Regions from separate parts of the Homo sapiens genome. Here regions 1 and 3 are each linked to region 2. The links are chromatin contacts, found by Hi-C or POLR2A ChIA-PET in ENCODE. All regions are on one chromosome and are shown on one strand. The core of a region is the stretch at or near the end of the contact, and the rest is flanking DNA. Distances in the headings are between cores, read along the strand shown. Region 1 overlaps KAT6B (lysine acetyltransferase 6B). Region 2 has its middle 88 kb from the start of KAT6B. Region 3 overlaps KAT6B (lysine acetyltransferase 6B).

What was found. A loop is a pair of places that touch in the nucleus more often than their neighbours do. ChIA-PET counts read pairs that join two places held with the same protein, here RNA polymerase II (POLR2A). Pooled maps may share reads with other maps.
Region 1: a loop to region 2 is called in a map with no recorded cell type, with 6 times the contacts of the local background. The contact joins two enhancer-like sites. A Hi-C loop is called at or near these places in 4 of 37 single-sample maps with no recorded cell type and 4 of 50 pooled maps. POLR2A ChIA-PET finds 5 or more read pairs at or near these places in 2 of 52 experiments (OCI-LY7 and activated CD4-positive, alpha-beta T cell).
Region 3: a pooled map shows a loop between it and region 2 (12-fold over the local background). The contact joins two enhancer-like sites. A Hi-C loop is called at or near these places in 4 of 37 single-sample maps with no recorded cell type and 7 of 50 pooled maps. POLR2A ChIA-PET finds 5 or more read pairs at or near these places in 6 of 52 experiments (GM12878, H1, HEK293 and 3 more).

What each region holds. Positions count from the first base shown.
Region 1 is chr10:74,975,920-74,978,707 of GRCh38, reverse strand. It overlaps KAT6B (lysine acetyltransferase 6B), which reads right to left. Exons shown (of 18, transcript NM_012330.4): 8 at 2,378-2,788; 9 at 1,271-1,392. Among named protein-coding and RNA genes, the nearest start is that of SNORD172, 44 kb to the left of the region's middle. Within about 2 kb of position 1,452, at least 4 of the 41 ENCODE cell types and tissues checked have a DNase peak (open chromatin) inside an H3K27ac peak, as active enhancers do.
Region 2 is chr10:74,737,461-74,740,339 of GRCh38, reverse strand. No RefSeq gene overlaps it. Among named protein-coding and RNA genes, the nearest start is that of KAT6B, 88 kb to the left of the region's middle. RefSeq lists an enhancer at 930-1,019. Within about 2 kb of position 1,264, at least 6 of the 41 ENCODE cell types and tissues checked have a DNase peak (open chromatin) inside an H3K27ac peak, as active enhancers do; they include GM12878, where a contact is called at or near this core.
Region 3 is chr10:74,899,040-74,901,994 of GRCh38, reverse strand. The region is part of intron 3 of KAT6B (lysine acetyltransferase 6B); the gene reads right to left. Among named protein-coding and RNA genes, the nearest start is that of KAT6B, 74 kb to the right of the region's middle. Within about 2 kb of position 1,619, at least 4 of the 41 ENCODE cell types and tissues checked have a DNase peak (open chromatin) inside an H3K27ac peak, as active enhancers do; they include GM12878, where a contact is called at or near this core.

The sequences.
Region 1 (2,788 bases), core at 203-2,702, 240 kb before region 2:
TTATTTCCATGTAGTAAGCCACACGAGGTTAAGAACTCTGCCTGCCAGATTCACTGTGGTATCCCTGGTGTCTGGTACAGTGCCTGACACAGAACAAGAATATTTCTTGAATAAAAAAAGCCAGTTTTACCATGTTGGAATGAAAAAACTTTAGAATTAGCAGTATCTTTCAGATAATGGCCTACTGTTCATGTTTACATATGAATGTCAGAAGTAGGCCAAAAAAAGATAATATTTAAGGACTTCGAATCTTTTTTTAAAAGAGGTGGCATCCTGCTGTGTTGTCCAGGCTGGAGTAAAGTGGCCATTCAAGGGCACAATCCCACTACTGATCAACGTAGGAGTTTTGACCTGCTCCATTTCCAACCTGGGCTGGTTCAAGGACTTCCAACCTTAATAACTGGGGGAAATCTGACATTTATCTTAGCCAAAGGAAAGCTGATACAAGGCATCCTGATAGATCGGGGCAGAATGAGGGTTGGAAATACCCAATAGCTCTGAAGGTAGAAACTGTCAGGAGTATTTAGCCCAACTGGCTGCTACTAAAAATAAAGCGTTAAGAGCCTACAGAAAACCCCTTCCCCACAAAACAGGAAGTGGGGTTGGGTAGGGAGTCTACCTGACCACACTGGTCATAGAAACCGAATGTAGTCACTGACACAACAAATTCACAATTCATATTAGATTCGTCTTTGAGAAGTCTGACAGCCTCACCTGTCAATATCTGGGTGGTAATAACTTAAGCAGAATTAAAGTGGAATCACTTAAAGAAATTACTGGACAATAAAAATAAAACTGACTACAACTGATTGTGAAACAAAATATTGTTTTCATCAATGCAGAAGAGCTAAAAATATGAGACATTTTTCATATGGCTGGCCATCTGTGTTGGAAGAAACATCGGTGAATTTAACAGTGATGTTCTTCTTTTTGTTAATGATTTTAAATTGTTATTTTCTAAATTTAGGCAAAACTCATCAGAAATCTATTCCTTCACACCTAGAAATGTTTTCCAAAATCTGCCTCAACTAATGCTACTCTGTTTTATTTTGTGAGACCAGCTGAGTCCATACCTACTTTTAAGAGTGGCGACAATTCTACTAAGTCATTGCTTTTGAATGTACAGTCAGTAGAAATGGGCATGATAACGGCTAAAGAATCACAAAGGATGTTGAAAGGGATTCTCTATAAAATCAACACAGTAATTCCATATTAATAGTTAGAAGCCACATCTTATACTTGCTACTACAATGTGGGATCCTCGCCTTACCTCCCAAGAAAGTTCCTGGGCCTGCTTAAAAACATCCAAATCCTCTTCAGTAACGACATCCTTGTTTCCAATCACATTTACATCTGCACTTTCTTGTTTGATGTTTATTTTTATTTCAGTATCTGTCATTTAAAACCAGCAGAAAGTGTATTCACTGACTTGAATCATGAGTAACCACCATATATTACCAAAATGGCACCAAATTAGCATACTGGGCAAATAGGGATTTTTTTTAAAGCTTTATAAATAAGCTTTTACATCTAAGCACTGCTCATAGATCCAGCAGTATCCTTTCCCTGCTATACTCAAATTTTTATTTGAATTTATCACTGTCATCTTTTTACAGCTTTAATAAATATATGAGGGAAAGTAAGAGCAATACAAAGTGAAATCATATTTTTCAACCAAGATTAGAAGTTTTATCGATGTCTAGTTATAGCATTCCCATTATCACTTTTGAGATAATAAATTCTACCACTTTGTCCAAATGACACAGTTTCGGTTTTTGTTTGATAAAGGGTAGCAAATGTAATGGGCCAATTTGTTCAATGAAATTATGAAATCCGTTTTCTCCCTAAGGTGGATACACACACAGACACACTCACATCCAAAAGCACACATCACAGAGTCACAGATCAGGCTTTGCTGAGACGGAAGCAGGATGAACTTTGTCATGAGAAAGCAATGGAGCAGAGGGAAGAGCTGAAACACCCCCTGTTGGAAGCACTGACAGCACACAACTGAACAGCGCTGTGGCTGCAGAGGTGACATGGGGGAGAGCATGGCAGAAGCATGGCAGTGGCTACTCATGCGGGACTACAAAGCCATAAGCAATGCTATGAAGGCATCTGGGGGTCCTAGTGTCACTACGAATGGAAATAAATAATAAAAGGTGGGAGAGTATTAGTTGGAAAAACAACATTTTGGAGGTTTAGTCAGCATTAGAAAAAGGTCAAAGTTTCACTGCTTCTGTATGAAAGTGAAGTGAGAACAAGAGAAATAGCTAAGACCTATGTGACAAATAGGAATTGATTGGTTGATTTTTTTCAGGGTTGGGGAGAAAGGGACGGGACGCAGGTTTGGTTGGAGCTTTGACCTTTTGCTTACCATCATCCTGATCAGGTTTAATCCTTCCGTCTGTCAAGCTCCCCTTCCCTGGTGAGGGGGTCCCCATCTGAGGGGTCACTTTATATTTTAATCTGCCTAGCATCCTGTGCTTTTTAAGGAAAGTTGTTCGCTTGAAGTGAGCAATTGCTTTAAAAATACTTCCTCTAGCCATCCCCCAGCTAGAGGAGGAGGAGTGAGAAATAAACCGACTTCTAATATCTCTTTTGCCAAAGAAGTGGGCTTTAGATTTTGCCGTGGAAGATAATTCAGTTTTACGACGCATACGTTTGGGTGGTGCATAACTCGGGTGTCCCTTTTTGCGAGACTGTCCCTGAGTGGTATAGATATGAGAAAGCCCATCAAAGAGTGCCTTCAGCTGGCTGTTAGTGGTAAGGCTGCTCAGGGAGGGCA
Region 2 (2,879 bases), core at 15-2,514:
ACTGATGCTGCGAGGCAGGGGATAACGGATTGGCTTTGTACAAGGTAGGTAGAAAACTCCAGTGACAGCAAGCTGAGGGCAAAACACAGCACCATTACTGTTCCCGTCTCACAGAACCTGCAGATAGCCGACACAAATAAGAGCTCCATATCTCCCACTTGTCTTCAGCCTTTGTGTCTTTCTGAATTTCTATAACTATAGCTGAATCTGTCAGGCCAGTTCCATGTCCACGGCAGAGTGCAACATCAGGGCCAACATGTGAGCCCCAAAGTCCTGATTCTGTGATCTAATATAATACCTCCCATCATGTTTTTATTTATATCCCTAAATGTGTCTTCCAATTTTTTTTTTTTCAAGACCAGTTCTCACTCTGTCGCCCAGGCTGGAGTGCAGTGGTGCAATCTTGGCTCACTGCGACCTCTGCCTCTGGGGTTCAACCAATCCTCCTGCCTCAGCCCCCAGAGTAGCTGAGGTTACAGGTGTACACCACCACGCCTGGCTAATTTTTGTATTTTTTGCAGAGACGGGGTTTAGCCATGTTGGCCAGGCTGGTCTTGAACCTCTGGGCTCAAGTGATCTGTCTCCCTCAGCCTTCCAAAGTGCTGGAATTACAGATGTGAGCCACCGTGCCCAGCCCCAACTTTAAAATTTAAGAATCATTCCTCTTACTTATCTGAGAACCTTTTAAGTACATGGGGTCTCTACTTGCAAGCAGCTCATATATTAGTTTTCTATTGCTGTGTAACAGATTGCCACAAACTTAGTAGCTTAAAACAGCACCCATTTATTATCTCACAGTTCTACACGCACAAACGATTTTTATAAATAGAGACAGGTTGCCCAGGCTGGTTTCAAACTCCTGACCTCAAGTTACTCCCCCGCTTTGTCCTCCCAAAATGTGGGGGTTACAGACGTGAGCCACCGCGCCTGGCCTCTCACAGTTCTGTAGTCAGAAGTCTGGTGGGTGGGCTTGGCAAGGTACTGTCCTTAGGGTCTCTAAATGCTGAAATCAAGGTGGCAGCAGGGCTTTGTTACTTCCTGGAGGCTCTGGGAAGGAAACTGCTAACAAGCTTATTCAGGCTGTTGGTCAAATTCAGCTCCTTGTGGTGCTAGGGCTGAGGTCCCGTTTCCTTTCTGTTGGCCTTGAGCCTCTTGAGGTTTCCTGTGCGCCTGGTCACGTTGCCCCTTCACCTTCAAAGCCAGCAAAGGCTCACTAACTCCTTCTCAAGCGTTGAATCTCTCTGACTTCTGCCTTATCTCTCCTGCCTCCTGCAGGAGAAAGTTCTCTGCTTTTAAAGGCTCACATGATTAGACTGGGCTCACTGGATCACCCAGAATAATCTCTGTATTTTAAGAACTGTCACCTTAATTACATCTGCAATGGCCCTTTTGCATGTTACATAATGTACTTACAGGTTGCAGGGATTGGGACATGGATCTTTGTGGGACCATTATGCCTGTCAGAGCTTTTATCTCTTTGTTTTCCATATAGAATATTTTAGGATAATTTTTTTCCCTTTATGTTTTTATTTTATTTTTGAGACAGGATTTCCCTCTGTCACCCATCTGGAGTGCAGTGGTGCAATCACGGCTCACTGCAACCTCTTCCTTATCACGGCTCACTGCAACCTCTTCCTTCCAAGCTCAAGAGACCCTCCCACCTCAGCCTCCCAAGGAGCTAGGACTAATACAGGCACATGCCACCACGCCTGGCTAATTTTTGTATTTTTTGTAGAGATGGGGTCTCCCTATGTTGCCCAGGCTAGTCTTGAATTCCTGGGCTCAAGCAATCCTCCAGCCAAAGTGTTGGGATTACTGGCATGAGCCAACTTGCCTGGCCAATTTTTTCCATTTAAGAGGAAATAGAAGACAGCTCCATCCTTTTGGAAAAAATGAACTGCCAGACACCATCAGGCCCCAAATTCACACAGCCATCATGCATTCAGCCTCTAACCATAAGTCCTTGATTCTGGCCTCAAACTCAGTAAAATTCATTTGTGCATTTAAGACTTGAGGCAGCCAAATTTTGACACACCATTAGGTGGCACTTGATTAGAAAGCTTGCTTCTGTCTGAACTTTCTCAAGGCAGCAATCCGACAAGAGGGCAAGGAAACTCTGAGGTCAAGGGCAGAGTAGGGCTGAGGTTCTTAGTGATTATGGGGAAGTCCTCACAGGCAAAAACTGTCCAAGACTTGAAAGTAATTTGTACATTCAAGTTGACTTTAGAGAACTTAAATATTACTTAGCAACTGTAAATAGACTATTTAAAAGCTTTTACACATGATATTTTAAGAAAGCATGGCATCAGCTGGGCATGGTGGCTCACACCTGTAATCCCAGAACTTTGGGAGGCTGAGGCGGATCGATTGCCCGAGGTCAGGAGATCGAGACCAGCTTGGCCAACATGGTGAACCCCGTCTCTACTAAACATACAAAAAATTAGCTGGGCATGGTGGCAGGTGCGTGTAATCCCAGCTACTAGGGAGGCTGAGGCAGGACAATTGCTTGAACCCGGAAGGCAGAGGTTGCAGTTAGCTGAGATCTCTAGCCTGGGCAACAAGAGCGAAACTCCGTCTCAAAAAAAAAAAAAAAAAAAAAAGCATGGCATCAAAAAAATCACTGTGTGTGTGTGTGTGTGTGTGTGTGTGTGTGTGTGTGTGTGTGTGTATTTTTTTTTTTTTTTTTTTGAGACAGAGTCTTGATCTGTTGCCCAGTCTGGAGGGTACTGGTGCAATCACAGCTCACTGCAGCCTCAACCTCCTGGGCTCAGGTGATCCTCCCACTTCAGCCTCCTGAGTAGCTGGGACTACAGGCGCATGCCACCACATCTGGCTAATTTTTGTATTTTTTGTAGAGACAGTGTTTCACCATGTTGCCT
Region 3 (2,955 bases), core at 370-2,869, 160 kb before region 2:
GAGAGCCAGAGTGAGTATGCAGTCCTCCTAGCACTTCTTTGATTTCTGACAAGTTTCCAGCTCTCTTTTTAACAAATGATTTTCCATTCCTTTCAACCAAAATGAGCCTAATCAAAATGACATTAAAAACATTACTTCTATATGTCTAAAAATTAAAATAAAAGTTTTTAAAGATCTTCTAAAAGACACTTTCTTAATTTAGATTTGTTTTTACTTCTTCAAATCCCAGTTCCTCCCCACAAACTGATGAGAATCTCTGAATCTCTCCAACCCCAGCACTCACAAACAGAACAATCCCAGTCAGAAGAGGATTTGCCTATTAGCGACACTATCTCCACCAAGACAGCAGCCTTATTAAATTACAACTGTTTGAACAAGGTCAAGCACTCAGAGTTTAATTCAAAGTGTTTCCAGGTATAATGCTGTCAGGTCAACTTAAACAAGCCAACAGAGGCTTGGAGGCTGATTAAATATTAAAACAGAATCTTTCACATCTGTTTTTACCCAAGGATGAAATTACTGTACATCACTTCAATCAGCTCATTAATACACTACACACACATCTTGCCTCAAAGGTTACAGGAATATCAATGCTTCAGAGGCCTGCAGTGAAACCTGCCCACACAGCCAGAAGTGAGGTCACTACATACTTTACAGAACGTCAATATTTCTTTATAAAATGTGAGAGATAATCAGTTAGACATAGACACATTTTAAATTAAAGCATGAAAACCTCCGTGAAGTTAAGCCAGTTGCTTTTGATCTGAACCTTTTCATCATTCATTCAGTTGGCTTTGACAGGTAACTGGATAGCATACGTTGAGCAAAAATTTTGATTCAACGGTAATTATTTTATAAAATGGAGGGTTGTCACATCCAAGTAGAGGGTCATGGTGATCACATTTTTTAACTTATAAAAGCACAAATATAAAATATAAAAGATATTTTAAGTGTAAAAGATATTTAAGATTTTATACTTAAAATATCTTTTATATATATAAACATTTCAAAGGACACACACTTAGGACACTCAAGAATATATACTTTCATGGAGTATTAGGTGAATGAGCAGTTGAGAATTTTCTGCTTTTAAAACTCCTATAACAAGGAATGACACCTGGACAAACAGTCAAGAATCACTTAGAATAGGTCTCTGTTTAACCCCCACTCCCCCAACATTTGCACTCAATGAATAATTCTTACGCTGTTTTGTAGCACTATGTGGTAGGCAGTGATAGCTATTGGCTGGGACTGCTATGCACATTTCCCACCCATGCCTCTTCTTCTGGTATATCACCCCCTTTCATCTGGGAACCTCGCTAGTCCTTGACAGTTGTCAAACACAGTGCCCTCACCCCCTAGCCAGTTGAGTGAGCACACTCTTCAAACCACAGTCCTCATGACCTGGGTGACAGTCTAAAGCATGGGCACATGCCTCCAACAGGCTGCTCCTACACGTGCGCTGGAAAAGAAAAGTCTTTGGGGTTGCCCACCTGGCAGAAGGTATGGGCAGCCATTTTCCCACCCCCAACAAGACAGCCAACAAGCAAAACGCAAAACCTACTCGCAGACAGAGTGAGCAGAGCTCAAGATGTACAAAAACAGCACTGACCACATCCTCTGAGCAACTGGAGCCAACTGGGCCCAATCCACCTCTACTTTCTGTTTTGAACATTAGGTGTCTCTAGCTAAGTCTGATATGAATTAATTAATAATATATTTCAATAAGATATTTTAAATTAGTTCAATATAGACAAGGATGACAAATTTTAAATATTTAACATTTGACTAAAAATAATTGTGTTAGTATCAATGTTACTTGTGAGATGTTTCATTGTGATACTGCCCTAAGGTCACTTAATTAATGTTAACATTATCTGTGTTTAGGTATGTTAGTAATAAAAAAAATCAGAAAAGTTATTCTGACCCAAAGTACAGATAAAATCACACTTTGCTCTAAGAATCCTACTGACCTCTCTTTTTTCTGAAGTTCTACAGAACTTACTTATACACTATAGAACACTTACCTAGAGATTTTAATCTTGCACTGCTTTCTTACTGTTTCATGTGTAATTGATTTAAAGTTTTATTAATTGTTTTGCTATGTTAAAAACAATAAAGTTTGCTTAAATATAAGGTATTTCAAATTAGTTCAATATAGACTAGGATGACAAATTTTAACTATTTAACATTTGACCAAAAATAATGATGTTGGTATCAATGTTATTTGTGAGATCTGTTTCATGGTAATACTGCCCTAAGGTCACTTACTTACTCAGGAGTAGAGGACAAACTTACACCCAAAAAAGGGTGACTATTGAGTAACAAAACCTTCAAAACCCAACTTAAACACTGCAGGCTAAGGAAAAATTATTCAAGAACCATTTGTGAGATGCTGGAGTTTTAAAAATTCATTTAGAGGTCGGGCGCGGTGGCTCATGCCTGTAATCCCAGCACTTTGACAGGCTAAGGTGGGTGGATCACCAGAGGTCAGGAGTTCGAGACCAGCCTGGCCAACGTGGTGAAACCCCATCTCTACTAAAAATATACAAAATTAGCCAGGCATGGTGGCAGGCGCCTGTAATCCCAGCTACTGGGGAGGGTGAGGCAGGAGAATCCCTTGAACCCAAGAGGCAGAAGTTGCATGAGCCGAGATCGCGCCATTGCATTCTAGCCTGACTGACAAGAAAGAAACTCCGTCTCAAATAATAATAATAATAATAATAATAATAATAATAATAATAATTCATTTAGAATTTTAGAAATAGTTGTTTCCATGAGTACATGAAAAACATTTTATTTCTTTGAATTCATTGATACTATTTTTTTTTTTTGAGATGGAGTACTGCTCTGTCACCCAGGCTGGAGTGCAGTGGCGCAATCTCAGCTCACTGCAACCTCCGCCTCTTGGGTTCAAGCAACTTTCTTGCCTCAGCCTCCCAAGTAGCTGAGATT